2 separate regions of the Homo sapiens genome follow, and region 2 is linked to region 1. The links are chromatin loops, found by intact Hi-C in ENCODE. Cell type or tissue: natural killer cell. All regions are shown on one strand.

Region 1 (8,000 bases):
AAGGAACGTCAGATCCGGCTCACTCCCTGACAGGGTGAATTGGAAACTGGCCCCTACTTGGTCTCTAACCCCTTCCACTGGGTCTAGTGGGGACTCTGACGCCGAACAGGGGCTGTAGATCAGTGAGTGTGTATGTGTGTGTGGAGGGGCAGCAGGGGCCGCTTTCCACGTGGTTACATAAGCACGTGTTGGGGTTGGGCAGGTGTTCCTCCGGTCTGAGGGTCCTCGTATGTCCAAAGTCTCTGTGCATAATCGCAGACCCAGATGTGTTTGCATTTGGTAGAATCAGGGTGCTTAAAAAGGGGTGACTGAGGGCTGCAGTTGCAGAGGTGGCTGGGGACTGTGCCTCTGTGGGGGCGGCGTGTCTCAGTGGGAAGATACTCTGGGGAGCCAGGACGATGTCGTACGTGGGTAGCTGTGTGGACAAGTGGTTGGGGGTGTGTGGACATCGGTGGTCACAGGCTGGGAGAGTGGTGTAGCCAAGAGAGGGAGCATGAGTTGGGGCCATAGACAGCGACAGTCTCTGGGTGGCATGACCCCGGAGGGGGCATGCTGTTCCCTGTGCCAGGCACCAGGGACAGGGACACTGAGAAGTTCGATGAATGGAGAGGGCGTGTGAGCTGTGAACATGTGTGGCCGTTTCTGTGGCTTGTGAAGGTGACAGCCAGACTCCCACGTGTGGGCTGCAGATCCAGGGGAGTTGGTGGGTTACCTGGCTATGTGCTTGTGATTGCAGATGGACTATATTTATGTCTGTGGAAAGCTAACCCAGCAGTTGCTTTGTGGCCCTTGTAGTTGTGTATGGGTGTGCGGTTGTGCATCTTAGCAGCATGAGTCAAGTGAGCGTGTGGGCCGTGGGACAGACTCCGGAAAACAACTGCAGGCGTGTAAATGTGGCTGCCTGCAGTGTACACTCTGGAGACATTAACCCTGTCCATGCCCACTGTTGAGGCTGGAGGCACCGTCCTGGGCACCCACCACTTCCAAGTTGCCTTCCTTCATCTGGTCTGCGTGGTGGAGTGAAGGTCAGTGGGACGGACTTGCAGCTGGAAGGCTGGGGGAATGTTGAAAAGGCCACTGACGGTGGGCTTGAGGCTCAGGGTGTCCGGCGGGCACGGGCTCTCCAGGGAGAAGGCTTGTAGGATGGTGGTGAAGAAGAGGAAGAGCTCCGCTTTTGCCAGGCCCTCTCCAAGGCAGACACGCTTCCCTGGTGAGGAGAGAGAGAGAGAGAGGGCTGAGTCAGTATTCCTCACACCCAGGCCCACGGGGGGAACAGCAGGTGGAGGAGCCAACAGTAAGCCCAGGGTGCAGAAGGGTGCCCCCAGCTGGCACAGATGCCTGGAGTTCGCCAGCACCTGCTTGTGATACCCAGGGCTGCAGCAGATACCTAAGGAGAAGGGCAGGAACGCCTCATGCTTCCTGAACCGTCCATCTGCATCCAGGAAACGGTCTGGGTTGAACTCTTCTGGGTGCTTGAAGATGTTGGGGTCATGCAGGATGGAGCCAAGGAGGGGGAAGACCTCCGTGCCCTGAGGGGAAATAATAATGAAACTATAAACCCCTTCCCACCCCAGTCCATTTGGTCCTCGAGTGTGGAGTACAAGTCTCGGGTGCCAGGGACACTAGTTCACAAAACCTAATGGCATCAACATTTGTGGAGTGTTGAGTGGCGTGCAGTGGCTCATGCCTGTAATCCCAGCCACGTGGGAGGCTGAGGTGAGAGAAGCATTTGAGCCCAGGAGTTTGAGACCAGCCTGGGCAATATAACAAGACCTTGTCTCTAGGAAAAATTAAAAAATTAGCCAGGCATGGTGGTATGAGCCCGTTGTCCCAGCTGCTCAGGAGGCTGACGTGGGAGGATCACTTGAGCCTAGGAGTTCAAGGCTGCTGTGAGCTATGCTTGTACCACTGCACCCCAGCCTGGGAGACAAAGAGAGACCCTGTCAAGAAAGAAAGAGAGAAAGAGAGGAAGACAGGAAGGGAGGAAGGGAGGAAGGGAGGAAGGAAGAAAGGAAGAAAGAGAGAGAGAGAGAAAGAAAAAGAAAAGAAAGAAAGAGAGAGAGAGAGAAAGAAAGAAAGAAAGAGAGAAAGAAAGAGAGAGAGAGAAAGAAAGAAAGAAAGAAAGAAAGAAAGAAAGAAAGAAAAAAAGAAAGAAAGAAAGGCAAAGAATAGTAGTTAAGGCATAGTCTCTGAGTTCAAATCTTGAATCTACTATTTGCAGGCTGGGGGACCTTGGCAAATCCTCTAAAAACTTTTCAAGCTCTCAGTTTCCTTATCTGTAAGATGGGCATGATAATGGTATAGGGTTGCTTTAAAGATTAAATGAGATAATAGATATGCAAAGCACTCAGAATAACCCCTGGTGCAGAGCAGGTCCTCAAGCCTGGATACCTGTCATTATCATCATTAAATTGTTGCTGCCTGGTACACAGGACCGGTTCCCAAGAGTTGAGTTGGTGTTTGTTTTACAAGCATTATCTTACAGCTTCAAGTTGATACTATTATTGTTTCTAATGTAGAGGAGGGATATATTGAGGTTCAGGGGGGGAAGTGATTTGCCCAAGGCCCCATCTACAAAACAGGAGGGGGTAGGCCAGGTGCAGTGGCTCACGCCTGTAATCCCAGCACTTTAGGAGGCCGAGGCAGGCAGTTCATGAGGTCAGGAGTTTGAGACCAGCCTGACCAACATGGTGAAAACCCATCTCTACTAAAAAGACAAAAATTAGCCGGGTGTGGTGGCATACACCTGTAATCCCAGCTACCCAGGAGGCTGAGGCAAGAGAATTGCTTGAACCTGGGAGGCGGAGGTTGCAGTGAGCCGAGATCACGCCAGTGCACTCCAGCCTGGGCAACAGAGCGAGACTCCATCTCGGAAAAAAAAAAAAAAAAAAAAAGAAGAAGAAGAAAAAGAAAATAGCAGCATAGCAGCACTGGATCCTAACTGCCATAGGTTTGATTCTGCAGTGAAGGTGGAGGAGGGAGCTGCTTGCATAAACTGCTGGGGTTTCTGGGGAAACATCGCCCCCTTTTGGTTCTGCATCGGAGCTGCTCTCCAGTGAAGGGCACTGAGATTGAGAGAGAGAGACAGAGGAGAGAATGTGTCTGCAGCAGGGGCTAAGGGTCAAGAGGGCTTCCCTTAGTCCTGGACTTGCTCCTCAGTTTTCAAACTGCTTCTCTGTATGTTACCTCATTCGATTGTCCCAACCACCTTGGAAGGAGGTAGAATTGGGAGATCTGTGGGGCAGATGGGGCCCAGAGATAGAGTCAAAGGGGAAGAAAACACAAACCAAAAAGAAACAGAAAGAGTTAAAAGATGCAGAAAGCATGGCTGGGTGCGGTGGCTCACGCCTGTAATCCCAGCACTTTGGGAGGCCGAAGCGGGCAGATCACGAGGTCAGGAGTTCAAGACCAGCCTGACCAACATAATGAAACCCCGTGTCTACTAAAAATACAAAAAATTAGCTGGGCGTGGTGGTGGGCACCTGTAATCCCAGCTACTCAGGAGGCTGAGGCAGGAGAATCACTTGAACCTGGGAGGCGGAGGTTGCAGTGAGCTGAGATCACGCCATTGCACTCCAGCCCGGGCGACAGTGCGAGACTCTGTCTCAAAAAAAGAAAAAAAATATATGCAGAAAGGGAGGGGGTGTCAGAGAAAGAAGGAGAAGAAAGATGCAGGGGGGTAGGAGTGGAGGAGGAAGACAGAGACAGAGAAAGAGAGGGAGATAAAGACAGAGAGAGAGAGAGAGAGACACTAAGATCAAGAAAAAGTCAGGGAGACACTGACAGCAAACCACCCGGGCTCAGGCCCCGAGGCAGAGAACCATGGGTGGCAGCCATACGCATACCCACCTGGGGCAGGGTGTACCCTCGGAAGCGGGTGGTCCGCATGAGGGTGCGGGGTATTCCCATGGGCACCAGCGCCAGCAGCCGCTGCGCCTCATGCAGAACCGCGTCGGTGTAAGGGAGGCGGGTACGGTCCCCTAGGCTTGGTGCCTGGCCAGCCCCCAGCTCCCGATTCAGCTCCTCACGTACCCACTCTGCAAGCAAGAGGAGGGCAGGAGTCAGACGGGGGTAGGGCCCAGGGATCCTCCTCTCAGAAGCCCATCTGCTTGCATAGCTGTAGTTTGGGGTGAGGCTGACAGGTGGGGAGGAGTGGTCCCCCAGCCCTCACTGAGCCCAAAGACCACACATCTTGTGTGTTGGGTGTTCCATCTATCTTCTCTCTCTCTTATTTTATTTTATTTTATTTCATTTTATTATTATTATTTTTTTTTGCAACGGAGTTTTGCTCTTGTTGCCCAGGCTGGAGTGCAATGGTGCGATCTTGGCTCACCACAACCTCTGCCTCCCGGATTCAAGCGATTCTCCCGCCTCAGCCTCCTGAGTAGCTGGGATTACACGCTCTGCCACCCAGGCTGGAGTGCAGTGGCGCGATCCTGGCTTGCTGCAACTCCGCCTCCCGGGTTCAGGAGATTCTCCCACCTCAGCCTCCCGAGTAGCTGGGACTACAGACGCCTGCCATCATGCCCAGCTCATTTTTGTATTTTCAATAGAGACAGGGTTTCACCATGTTAGCGAGGCTGGTCTCGAACTCCTGACCTCAGGTGATCCACCTGCCTTGGCCTCCCAAAGTGCTGGGATTACAGATGTGAGCCACCGTACCTGGCCTTCTCTCTCTCTCTTTTTTTTTTGAGACAGGGTCTTACTCTGTTGCCCAGGCTGGTGCAGTAGTACAATGACGGCTCACTGTAATAGCCTTCATCTCACCTCCTGGGCTCAGGTGATCCTTCCACCTCAGTCTCCTGAGTAGCTATGACCACAGGCACGCACCACCACACCCAGCTAATTTTTCTATTTTCGGTAGAGACAGGGCCTCATTATGCTGCCCAGGCTGATCTTGAACTCCTAGCCTCAAGTGATCCTCCCACCTCAGCCTCCCAAAGTGCTGGGATTACAGGTATAAGCCACCATGCCTGGCTCATCCATACTTTCTTAATTCCCATAGCACCCTTGTGAGGTACATATTGTTATCCATCCCCATTTCCTAGGTGAGGAAACAGACTCAGAGAACCCAAGTCACTGCTGGAAGTCACAGCTAATTCCACTCCTGCAACACTACCAGGACCTCCACTCCCATATTCCAGGTCAGCCCGTCCCCATGGCCCACAGCAGCTGCCTGACCCGAAAATGCTAGAGTTGGGCTGGGTGCCTTGGCTCATGCCTGTAATCCCAGCACTTTGCAAGGCTGAGGTGGGCAGATCACTTGAGGTCAGGAGTTCGGGACCAGCCTGGCCAACATGGGGAAACCCTGTCTCTACTAAACATACAAAAGTTAGCTGGGCGTGGTGGTGCATGCTTGTAATCCTAGCTACTTGGGAGGCTGAGGCAGGAGAATTGCTTGAACCCAGGAGGCCGGAGGTTGCAGTGGGCCGAGATCGCACTACTGCACTCCAGCCTGGGCAACAGAGTGAGAGTCTATCCCCCACAAAAAGTAAAAAAAATAAAAATAAAAAACCAATTTGACCTTGCCCTCCCCTGCTCAAAGTCATTGCATTGCTCCCCATGGCTCAGGATAAGGCACCTAATGTATCACTAAGGCGATGAGGCCCACAGACACCTGCCTTGTTTTTCACTGTGCCTCATACTGCAATCAGCAACTCCTGAACCTCTTCTGGCTCCTCGACATCTCAAACGCCATGCCCATCGATGCCTCAAAGATCTAACTCAGCCTGTCTGCTTGGCCCACCCACTCTTCCCTCTAGAATTCTCACTTTTTTTTTTTTGAAACAGTGTCTCGCTCTGTCGCCCAGGCTGGAGTGCAGTGGTGTGATGTCAGCTCACTGCAACTTCTACCTCCTGGGCTCAAACAATTCTCACTCCTCAGCCACCTGAGTGCTGGGATTACAAGTGCATGCCACCACACCCGCTAATTTTTGTATTTTCAGTAGAGATGGGGTTTCACTGTGTTGGCCAGGCTGGTCTTAAACTCCTATTCTCAAGTGATCAGCCCGCCTCAGCCTCCCAAAGTGCTGGGATTATAGGCGTGAGCCACCTTGCTCAGCCTAGAACCCTGACTTCTGTTCCCAAGGCCTGGCAAGTGGAAAAGGCTCTTACTTTGGACATGAGGGTATTTCATCAGGAGCAGGAGGGTATAGCCGACCGTGGTGCTGACCGTCATCGTCCCAGCAAACAGCAAATAAATGACTGTCATCAGCATGTTCTTGTTGGTGAATTCTGTGCCTGGGTTTTGTTCCTCCTGAAAGAAACCAGGCAGAGGGGCTGAGAGAACACAGCCTTTGGGAAGTAAATGTCCAGAACAGCCAAGCCTGGGGTCGGAAACACAAGTTAAAGTTTTGTCACGGGGTTTAGATAAATTTTTGGGAAGGTTGGGAAGTAGACTTTTTTTTTTTGAGACAGAGTCTTGCTTTGTTGCCCAGGCTGAGTGCAGTGGCACGATCTCGGCTCACTGCAACCTCCGCCTCCTGGGTTCAAGCAATTCTCCTGCCTCAGCCTCCCGAGTAGCTGGGATTACAGGTGCGCACCACCATGCCTGGCTAATTTTTGTACATTTAATGGAGACGGGGTTTCTGCATGTTGGCCAGGTTGGTTTCAAACTCCTGACCTCAGGTAACTGCTGTACCATTTTCCACAGGGCTGCGTCGTTTCACATTCCCACCAATGGTATACATGGGTTTCAAAGTCTCCACATCTTCATCAATCCTTATAACTTTCTGTGTTTTTGTTATTAGTCATTCTCTTTCATTTTTAAAAACATTTCAACCAGAGAGAACTAATATCAAGAGTCTACTTCCTGGCCAGGCACAGTGGCTCACGCCTGTAGTCCCAGCACTTTGGGAGGCCGAGGCGGGTGGATCACTTGAGGCCAGGAGTTTGAGATCAGCCTGGCTAACACGATGAAACTCCATCTCTACTAAAAATACAAAAAATTAGCCAGGCGTGGTGACGGGCACCTGTAGTCCCAGCTGCTTGGGAGACTGAGGCAGGAGAATGGCATGAACCCGGGAGGCGGAGCTTGCAGTGAGCCGAGATCGAGCCACCGCACTCTAGCCTGGGTGACAGAGTGAGACTTCATCTCAAAAAAAAAAAGGTGATTGCCAGGGGTTGGAGGAGGGAGGAACAGGCAGTTGTTTAATGGGTATAGAGTTTCAGCTTTGCAACATGAAGAGTTCTGGAGACTGATTGCATAACAGTATGAATGTACTGAACACTACTGTACTGTATACCTAAAAATGGTTAAGATGGTAAACGTTATGTGTATTTTACTATAGTTAAAACTAAAAAATATTCAATAAAAGAGAAAAGAAATGGGGCAATAGGGTTAAGAAAAATTTTTCTTTCTCCACAAACAGGGAGGCTGCATTTAATTAAAGAATTGGCCCCATTCTTCCAAAAGTTCGTACAGTTAAAAACTATTTATTTCCTTAGGAGTCACCTTAATTCTAGTTTACTTATAGGGCATGGTGTCTTTTTTCTTTTTTTCTTTTTTTTTTTTTTTGAGATGGAATTTCGCTCTTGTTGCCCAGGCTGGAGTGCAATGGTGCAATCTCAGCTCACCGCAACCTAAGCCTCCCGGGTTCAAGCGATTCTCCTGCCTCAGCCTCCCTAGTAGCTGGGATTACAGGCATGTGCCACCACGTCCGGCTAATTTTGTATTTTTTTTTTTAGTAGAGATGGGGTTTCTCCATGTTGGTCAGGCTGGTCTCGAACTCCCGACCTCAGGTGATCCGCCCGTCTCGGCCTCCCAAAGTCCTGAGATTACAGGCATGAGCCACTGTGCCCGACCGGGCATGATGTCTTATGCCTATAGTCCCAGCACTTTGGGAGTTCAAGGCAGCAGGAGGATTACATGAGCCCAGGAATTCAAGACCAGCCTGGGTAACATAGTGAGAGTCTATCTCTACAAAGAAAAAAAAAAAATTTAGCCAGGTGTGGTGGTGCACACCTGTTGTCCCAGCTACTCAGGAGCCCGAGGCAGGAGG
Region 2 (8,000 bases), 360 kb before region 1:
AATATAAATTGATTAATCAAAAAAATTTAAATAGGACAAATCAGGAAGACACAAGAGAGATTTTAAAATTATTCAGAGAATACCACAATAGCTGTACCAATATATTTTAAAACTTAGATGAAACGGACAACTATCTCGATAAATGTAAATTACCAAAACTGACTCATGAAAAAATGGATATTATGAATAGAGCAATAATCAGTAAAGCAATTAAAAAGACAGTTGATAATTTTTATTTACTGACAACAATAACAAAATTTCAGGTCCTGATATTTTTATGGTGAATTTTAACAAATTTTCAAGCTCCTCCTCAACCAATTCTCAGAAGGTTTAAAACTTTAACAAGAAAACACTTTCTAACACATTTTCAGAAGCTGTTATAGCATGATACCAAAACCACACAAGAAAATTATAGACCAATCTCACTTACAAATATACATGCAAAATCAAACAAAATCTTAGTGAACCAAATTCAGAATTAATAATAGCAAACAAGCAAAATATGTTATCATACGTATGGCTTATATCAGGAATGCAAGTATGTTTCAACATCAGAAAATACTTCTCCACATTAACAGACTAAAGGAGAAAAACGCTTGTTTAATTATCTCAATAGGTTTTTAGAGAATTTTGAAAATTTTATAAAGTTATGCGTATTCTGTAAAATTGATGAAATCCAACCTTGATTTATTTTTAAAAATTGCCTTTCCTATAGAATTATAGGTAAAGGAAACACATGCATCCTCACAGAGCTACTTCAAGGCTAAGTTACTTCCCATAAGTAACGTATTCTGTAATGTGTGCTTGGCACATATTCAATACTAAACAAATATTTGCAAATCCTCAAACCACTTCTCGCTCAAATAACCCACCTTTGTCTTTTGCCTTTATGTTAGGGTTGATTTTCTCAATTGTATCTTGGAGATCCTTTGGTGGGTCTTTCAGCAATTACCCTGAATTTGCTTTTCTGTTTACAATTTTAATTCCTGGGAACTCTTTCTTGTTCTCTGACTGCACCCTTTTCATGAGAGTTCAGCCATCAATCCTCCAGAACCCCACCCCCCCCGCCCCCCCAAAAAGCAATAAAGATGTCTAAAAGCTTCTTTCTGGGCTTTCGAATGATGTTTACCCCAGGCATTTGTTCTATTCGTTCATCACCCATTTTCCCTACAACTTGCCTACACTTGATATCAGATTTTTATTTATTAGTCACCTATCTTCTTCATTGGCCCATTTTCCTATTTTGCCACTGGTTGTTCTCAAATGTGTTATGATTCCTGGTTGTACAGTCAAGTGGTTGATAATCTTGGATATACGATAAAGATTTGCTCTGTAGCTGTGTGTAAGCCTATATAAAAGCTTTTGTATTTTTCTTCTTAAAAAAGACAAAAGATGGTTGGGAAGATCCCTCCAGTTCACCAGTTCGAGGCTGCAGTGAGCTATGATAGCGCCGCTGCTCTAGCCTGTCTGTGAAAAACAAGGGGGGCGGGGGGCGGGGGGGAAGACTGGAGATGTAAATCTCCCGCAGGGCCCTACCCGTATCCGCAACAGGTCTCTAACAGGAACAGCCTCAGGCCTGTGTTGGAACAAGGTAGGTTACAGAAATCTGGAAGCCAGATCTGTAACTTCAGGGTAAGGACTGGCTCTCAGGGCTGATCCCCCGGGCTGGGTGTCCCAGAGGCACCCGCCCCCGCCCCTTCCCCAAGGCAGGCCAGGACACCTTCACTCCTCTCCTTAGGCTCCCCACCCCCTTCTCCTCCCCACTGTGCCTCCTGGAGTAGCGGTGGCGGTGCCACAGGGGAGCGGGGCGGGGCGGGCTCTGAGGGCAAGGGGGATGGGCCCCGCCGGGGTCACTGGCGGCCACCCTGGAAACTCGACGCAGGCCGGCCCTTCTAGTGAATCGTCCCAGCCACAGCTGGCCTCCCAGCCGCGCTTGGGGCGCCTCGGGGCGCGAATGGTGCAGGTTGGGGAGACTCACCACGCACCGTCGGGGGTCGGTCCGGTTATTCCTCACCGCTCGGCTCCAGTGGGCGCGCGGGCCTCTCCTCCTCAGTTCCTGCGCTGCAGTCCCTCCCTCACCCTTCGCAGCTTGGGAATCCGACTGTGTCATTCCGACGGAGCGCCGTGAGGACCTCCGAGGGTGTTAGCGCCAAGTGATCTCTGTCCAGCGCTCTGAATATCCAAGTAAAGGAGTTCAATGAAGGGCGGGTCAACGGAGGAGAAACCGTGACTCTCTCAAGGGAGCCCAAGGCCTCCTTGTCTAATTAGTGACGCGCCAATGGATGGAGGCTCTTCCCACCATCTCTTCCCAGCATCCAGTGACACCACCGCCAAGGGACGGGCTCGGCGGAACCTGCAGGAAAGAAGCATCGGCTGAGCCTGACTGCAGCGCTGTGAAGAGACAGGGGAGGGGATCAGTAGTTGGTCCCGCGCCCACCCCCTGTTTCCGCGAGGGGCGGAGTTGACTGGCCATGCAGGCAGAGGGCGAAATGTGAAATTCCACTACTCCTACCGTTTTTCCCTGACCCGATGGGGCGGAGTGTCGTCAGGCTAAGTTCCCTGGCGGTAAGGTGGGGAGATTGAGGCGCACACCTGCCGAACGGTAACGCAGGATTAGCTAAGGCGAGCTCAGGACAGAAGCCTCCCGAGGAGCAGGAGGGCAAAATAATAAATAAATAAATAAATAAATAAATAAATAAATAATAAATAACTCACTCCTTGGTCTTTATTTGCGGCAGGAATTCAGAAGGTGAAAGCGGGGCCTTAGGATCTTTCTGACCTTTTGGGTTTTAAGCAGGAGGTGTCAGAAATGTTACCACAGGGCTAGCTGGCTTGTGGCCAGCAAGCGTTCACAATGCCCTCGATTTTTCATCCCTGTCTGTGGGTTCTTTTTTTCATTGTAAGGCAGAATTTCTACGATTGCTCACCCACTCAGAGAACCTGAGCTGGTTTAGACCAGGTGAGACAGGCTAGGTTTACCCTGGTGATGATGTGTTGTTGCCATGGCGATCCTGCCCAGTACCAGAGGCCCTGCAGATTCAGATACTTGGTGCCTGTGCTTGGCTGAGGGGCCAATGGGTGAAGCTGCCATCTGCGGGATGATGACTGAAGCCTCTAAGTCAGAATCCGCCCAGGCTGAGCCTTAGGGCAGCTCCATGGAGCCTCGGCTGGCCTGGGATAGAGAGTCCACCACTGTGCCAGCCCCCAGCCACTGCCTAGGTCCTGTGCTGAGAGCCCCTTGTCCAGGGAAATGGCGTCCAGTGGAAAAGGGACCACCCCCTTGCCCTTCACTCAAGGCAGGTTGGTGACAACCCTGAAGCTAATCCGTTCCTAGAGGAGCTGCTTCTGGGTCCGAGTTTTCTCTGCAGCAGAGCAGCTCCCTGGATGGGATCTGTTCAAAGTCCGCCTTTCACGCGGAATTTTCCGTCCTTGCAATTTTCCACCTCCACCACTAGGGGATCCTCTCTGACCGCCTCATGCCGGCTCTGGCCTCTGAGCAGGGGTCTCTCTTCTGCATGTGCGACCTTGCGCATGCCTAGTGGCCTTTTGGGACCTAGAGCTGCTCCACACCCCGATGGGGTTACAGAGTGCCTCGCCTCCACTCCACCCCACCAGGGTTCCTTCCCTGGCTGGGATGGGATTTCAGAAGCGCCGAGGAACAGCCCAGACAGGTGTGGGAGAGTAGCCAAGGCCCCTGTCCCGGGGTGGCCAGGACAGCGGTGGCCTCGCATAGGACCTGGCTGGGCTGCTGCAATCAGTGTCCTGCCCCTTGGAGAGCAACAGTGAAAACAACAAGACTATCTTCACCCACCTTAAGAAAGAACAGAACCAGTATCCCCAACTCTGCTGTGTATCCCAACCCAATTCCATTCCCCACCCCACTCTCAGTAGCCAATATGCAAAATATTAGAATACTCTTACTGTTATTATTTTCAACCACACTCTGCATCCTGAAAAACCATATATTTCGTTATGTGCTTTTAAACTTCTTGAAAATGAAATACTGAGGCTGGGCGCAGTGGCTGACACCTGTAATCCCAGCACTTCGGGAGGCGGAGGCAGGCGGATCACGAGGTCAGGAGATCGAGACCATCCTGGCTAACACAGTGAAACCCCATCTCTACTAAAAATACAAAAAATTAGCCGGGCGTGGTGGCGGGCGCCTGTAGTCCCAGCTACTTGGGAGGCTGAGGCAGGAGAACGGCGTGAACCCGGGAGGTGGAGCTTGCACTGCGCCGAGATCGCGCCACTGCACTCCAGCCTGGGCGACAGCGCCAGACTCTGTCTCCAAAAAAAAAAAGAAAAAAGAAATACTGAATTTTCAAATACTTGCTTTTTTTTTCGGTCAAAATTATGTTCTCAAATTTCACTCCTGTAGATGTGCGTGGCTGGCTGTAGTTTTTGCATTTTTATTATTAGGTATTCTCCTGTTGCATTAATATGCCACATTTTATTTCTCTCATGTTTTTGGTGACCACTTGGGGTGTTTTTTGGTTTTGTATTTTTGCTGTATACATGCTGCCATGGTGGACATACCTCTTTATACATATTTCCTGTTGTATGCAGACACAATTTTAGGATGTGACATCTTCAGCTTTTCTATTGTGTCGTGTGTCTTTTCCTTCGTGCTTTGTGTTATTTACATATTCTGGACACAGATTCTTTGTCAACTGTATGTGCTGCACATCTCTTTCCCAGTTTGTGTCTTCTTCTTCTTTTTTTTTTCTTAAAAAAAACTTTCTTTATAGTGTTTTTTCTTTCTTTCTTTCTTTGTTTTGTTTTGTTTTTTTGAGATGGAGTCTTGCTCTGTCACCTAGGCTGAAGTGCACTGGCCGATCTCGGCTCACTGCAACCTCCGTCTCCTGGGTTCAAGTGATTCTCCTGCCTCAGCTTCCCAAGTAGCTGGGATTACAGGTGCCTGTCACCACACCCAGCTAATTTTTGTATTTTTAGTACAGATGGGGTTTCACCATGTTTGTCAGGCTGGTCTCGAACTCCTGACCTCAGGTGATCCACCCTCTTTGGCCTCCCAAAGTGTTGGGATTACAGGCGTGAGCCACAGCACCTGGCCTGTGTTCTTTCTTAAGTAGATGTTACTTTTAATATAATAGAATGTATCATATTTTGCTTTTATATTAGTACTTTTTCTATCTAATTCAAACACATCCCCAAGGGTCTTTGTGTGTAGACTGACCAATTTCTCAAGAATCATGAATGAATACTGCTTCTCTTTCCCCAATTTATCTGTAATGCTACCTTTATTATAAAGTTTCTATGCATGTGTAGAAATAGTTCCTGATTTTTCACTCTGTGCCACCAGCATACCAATAGCACGCTGTCTTAAATATTAAATAGCAGAGCTTTATGAGACAACTTGATGTGCAGTAGGCAATTGCCCCCTTGTTACTCTTCTTCAGGGTTCTTTGTTGTACCACATGAATTTTAGAATTGGCTTGTCCAGCTAAAAGACAACTGCAAGGATTTTATTTGGAAGTTCATAATTCTATACATAATTTGGGGAAAGTATTTTCATAATACCAAGTCTTCCTATTAATGAACACAGACTCTCTCTCTCTCTCCCCCACCCCCACCTGTTTAGTTATTTATATCTTTATGGTCTGTTAGTTATTGTTTATTGTCTTTCAACCAGGTTTCATGTTTTTCTACATAGAGGCCTTGCATGTGAAAGTCTTTCTTCCTAGCTTGCTATTACAAATTTTTTTTAATTGCACTTTTTGGGTACAGTGGCTTGTACTGTAATCCCCGATACCTGGGAGGCTGAGGCAGATGGATTGCTTGAGTCCAGAAGTTCAAGACCAGCCTGGGCAACATAATGAGGTCCCTGTCTCAAAAAGTTTGTTTTAAAAATTGCATTTGCTGTTATTCAACAAATGTCATTGTGTCTCATATATGGATTTTTATATCTGATAACCTTGTTCAACAATCTTTTGATTCTAACAATATATCAGATTCTTTTGAGTTTTCCATATAGACAATAATGTCATCTGTAAATTATAATTGTTTCTTCTTTGTTATTTCTTGGACCTTTTATTTTATATTTTTGTCTTGCTGCAAGGCAATATCCCTCTATATATTGTGGGGTCTTTTTTCTCATAAAGTGGGGATGGTGAACACCCTTGTCTTGCTCTCTGATTGTATAAAGCATGCTTTCTGTAGCATTTTGTAGACGCTCTTTTTTAGATTGAGGTAATTCACTTTTATTTCTGGTTTACTGAGTTTTTAGCATAAATTCAGGCTGAATTTGAGCTAAAGCTTTTTCTGGAGACATCATTTGAAAAATTCATATGATTTACTTTCTTTAAGTCACCAAAGTTATGAATTACATTGAACTGAGTTTCTACTGTTTAACTGTATTCTTGGGAGAAAACCCACTTGTCACTGAACAATATCTGTTTTATTTACTGCTGTCTTGTGTCTAAATTTTCTTTTAGGATTTTTTGTATATGCTCAGATTAGCCTGTTATTCTCCTTTCTGTATTTTTTTCTGGTTTGGGGGTCAAAGTTATAATAGCCTCACAATAAGAGCTAAGAAACCAGCCCTAATGGAGGCCGGGGCAGGAGGTTTGGAGTTCAAGACCAGTCTGGGCAAAATAGTGAGACCCCCATCTCTATGAAAAATAGAAATTAGCCAGGCATGGCAGTGAGTACCTGTAGTCCTAGGTACTTGGGAGGGTGAGGCAGGAGGATTGCTTGAGCCTAGGAATTTGAGGCTGCAGCGAACTATGATTGTGCCACTGTACTCCAGCCTGGATGACAGAGCGAGACCCTGTCTCAAAAGAAAAAAAAAGAAGAAATAAAAAGGAAAAGATAAAAGAGCTAAGCATCTGCTTCCTTTTTTCCATTTTCTGGGAGAGTATGTGTAAGACTGTAATTAACTGTTTCTTGAATAATGGGAGAACTCTGTAAAATAATCTGGCTTTGGTGTTACCTGTATTGGAAGGATGAAAAATACCAATTCAGTTTCATTATTGGTTGATAGGGCTACTCATGCTTTTTGTTTTGTTTTGTTTTGTTTTGTTTTTGAGAGGAAGTCTCTCTGTATTGCCCTGTTGTCCAGGCTGAGATGCAACGTTGTTCACAGGCCTGATCCTGGCTCACTACAGCCTCTAACTTCCGATCTCAATAGATCCTCCCGCCTCAGCCTTCCCAGTAGCTAGGACTACAAGCATGCAGCATCACATCCAGCCTCTTTTCCTGCCTGACCCAGTTCTGGTTTCCTTTAGTTTTCTAGGTGTTCATCCATTTTATCTAATGTTTAATGCATTTGGCATAAGGGTGCTCAGTGTCCTTTCATTGTCTGTTGTCTGTAACTGTTGCCATTTTCATTCCTATTTATGAGTACTGGCGTCTTCTCTCACTTTTTCTTAATAATCCTGCTGGAACTTTGCTTTTTAAAGAACATCTTTTGACTTGTTGATTCTTTTTTCATACATATTAACTATTTTCTTATTTTTTGCCTTTATATTTATTTCTTTTCCTGTTTGAAACATTGCTCTTTTCTTACTATAAAAATGGGTAAGTAGCTCATGAATTACCACCTCTTTTAAAAATCTTTTCTACTGTAAGCATTTTAGCAGTTTACATTTGCCCACAAGTACCACTTCAGCTACACCCTATGTGCTTTTACATAAAGTCTTCATTTTTGGTAAGACATATTCTCAAATTTTAATTATCACTTGTTTTTAAATCCATGATGTTTTATTTGAAATGTTGTTTCTAAAGATACATTTTCTGGTTATACTTTTATTCTTCTAATTTAGCACAGTGGCCACAAAACATGGTCTGTGCAGTGCATACAATCGATGAGTAATTTCTGAGCTGTAGTATTTGGCATAATATATGGCAAAATTTCCTAAGTTTTCCATGTGTGCTTTAAAAAACTTCCAGTAAAATACATAAATCTGTTAGATCAAGCTTCTCACATTGTTCAAATAGTCTATATGTTTACTGATTCATTTGACTGCTTGATTTATCAATTA

The links. A loop is a pair of places that touch in the nucleus more often than their neighbours do. Peaks named below come from ENCODE experiments on the same cell type or tissue, not always from the same donor. Only the 100,000 strongest peaks of a DNase experiment are listed, where the experiment ranks them.
Region 2: a loop joins it to region 1, with 4 times the contacts of the local background. A loop is called at or near these places in 12 of 110 quality-filtered maps.

The regions. Positions count from the first base shown.
Region 1 is chr19:41,199,487-41,207,486 of GRCh38, reverse strand. It overlaps CYP2S1 (cytochrome P450 family 2 subfamily S member 1), which reads right to left. Exons shown (of 9, transcript NM_030622.8): 6 at 6,115-6,256; 7 at 3,850-4,037; 8 at 1,388-1,529; 9 at 1-1,207. The coding sequence ends at 999. Among named protein-coding and RNA genes, the nearest start is that of CYP2S1, 10 kb to the right of the region's middle. RefSeq lists an enhancer at 1-469. In natural killer cell, CTCF peaks have their summits at 2,790 and 3,025 (motif pointing left); DNase peaks (open chromatin) are centred at 1,326 and 3,016.
Region 2 is chr19:41,559,035-41,567,034 of GRCh38, reverse strand. It overlaps a transcript of CEACAM21 not described here and the pseudogene LOC110467527. Among named protein-coding and RNA genes, the nearest start is that of CEACAM21, 13 kb to the left of the region's middle. RefSeq lists an enhancer at 3,322-3,616. In natural killer cell, CTCF peaks have their summits at 3,253 and 3,453; DNase peaks (open chromatin) are centred at 1,494, 2,374, 3,004, 3,464 and 1 weaker place; H3K4me3 peaks cover 1,371 bases; H3K27ac peaks cover 2,552 bases.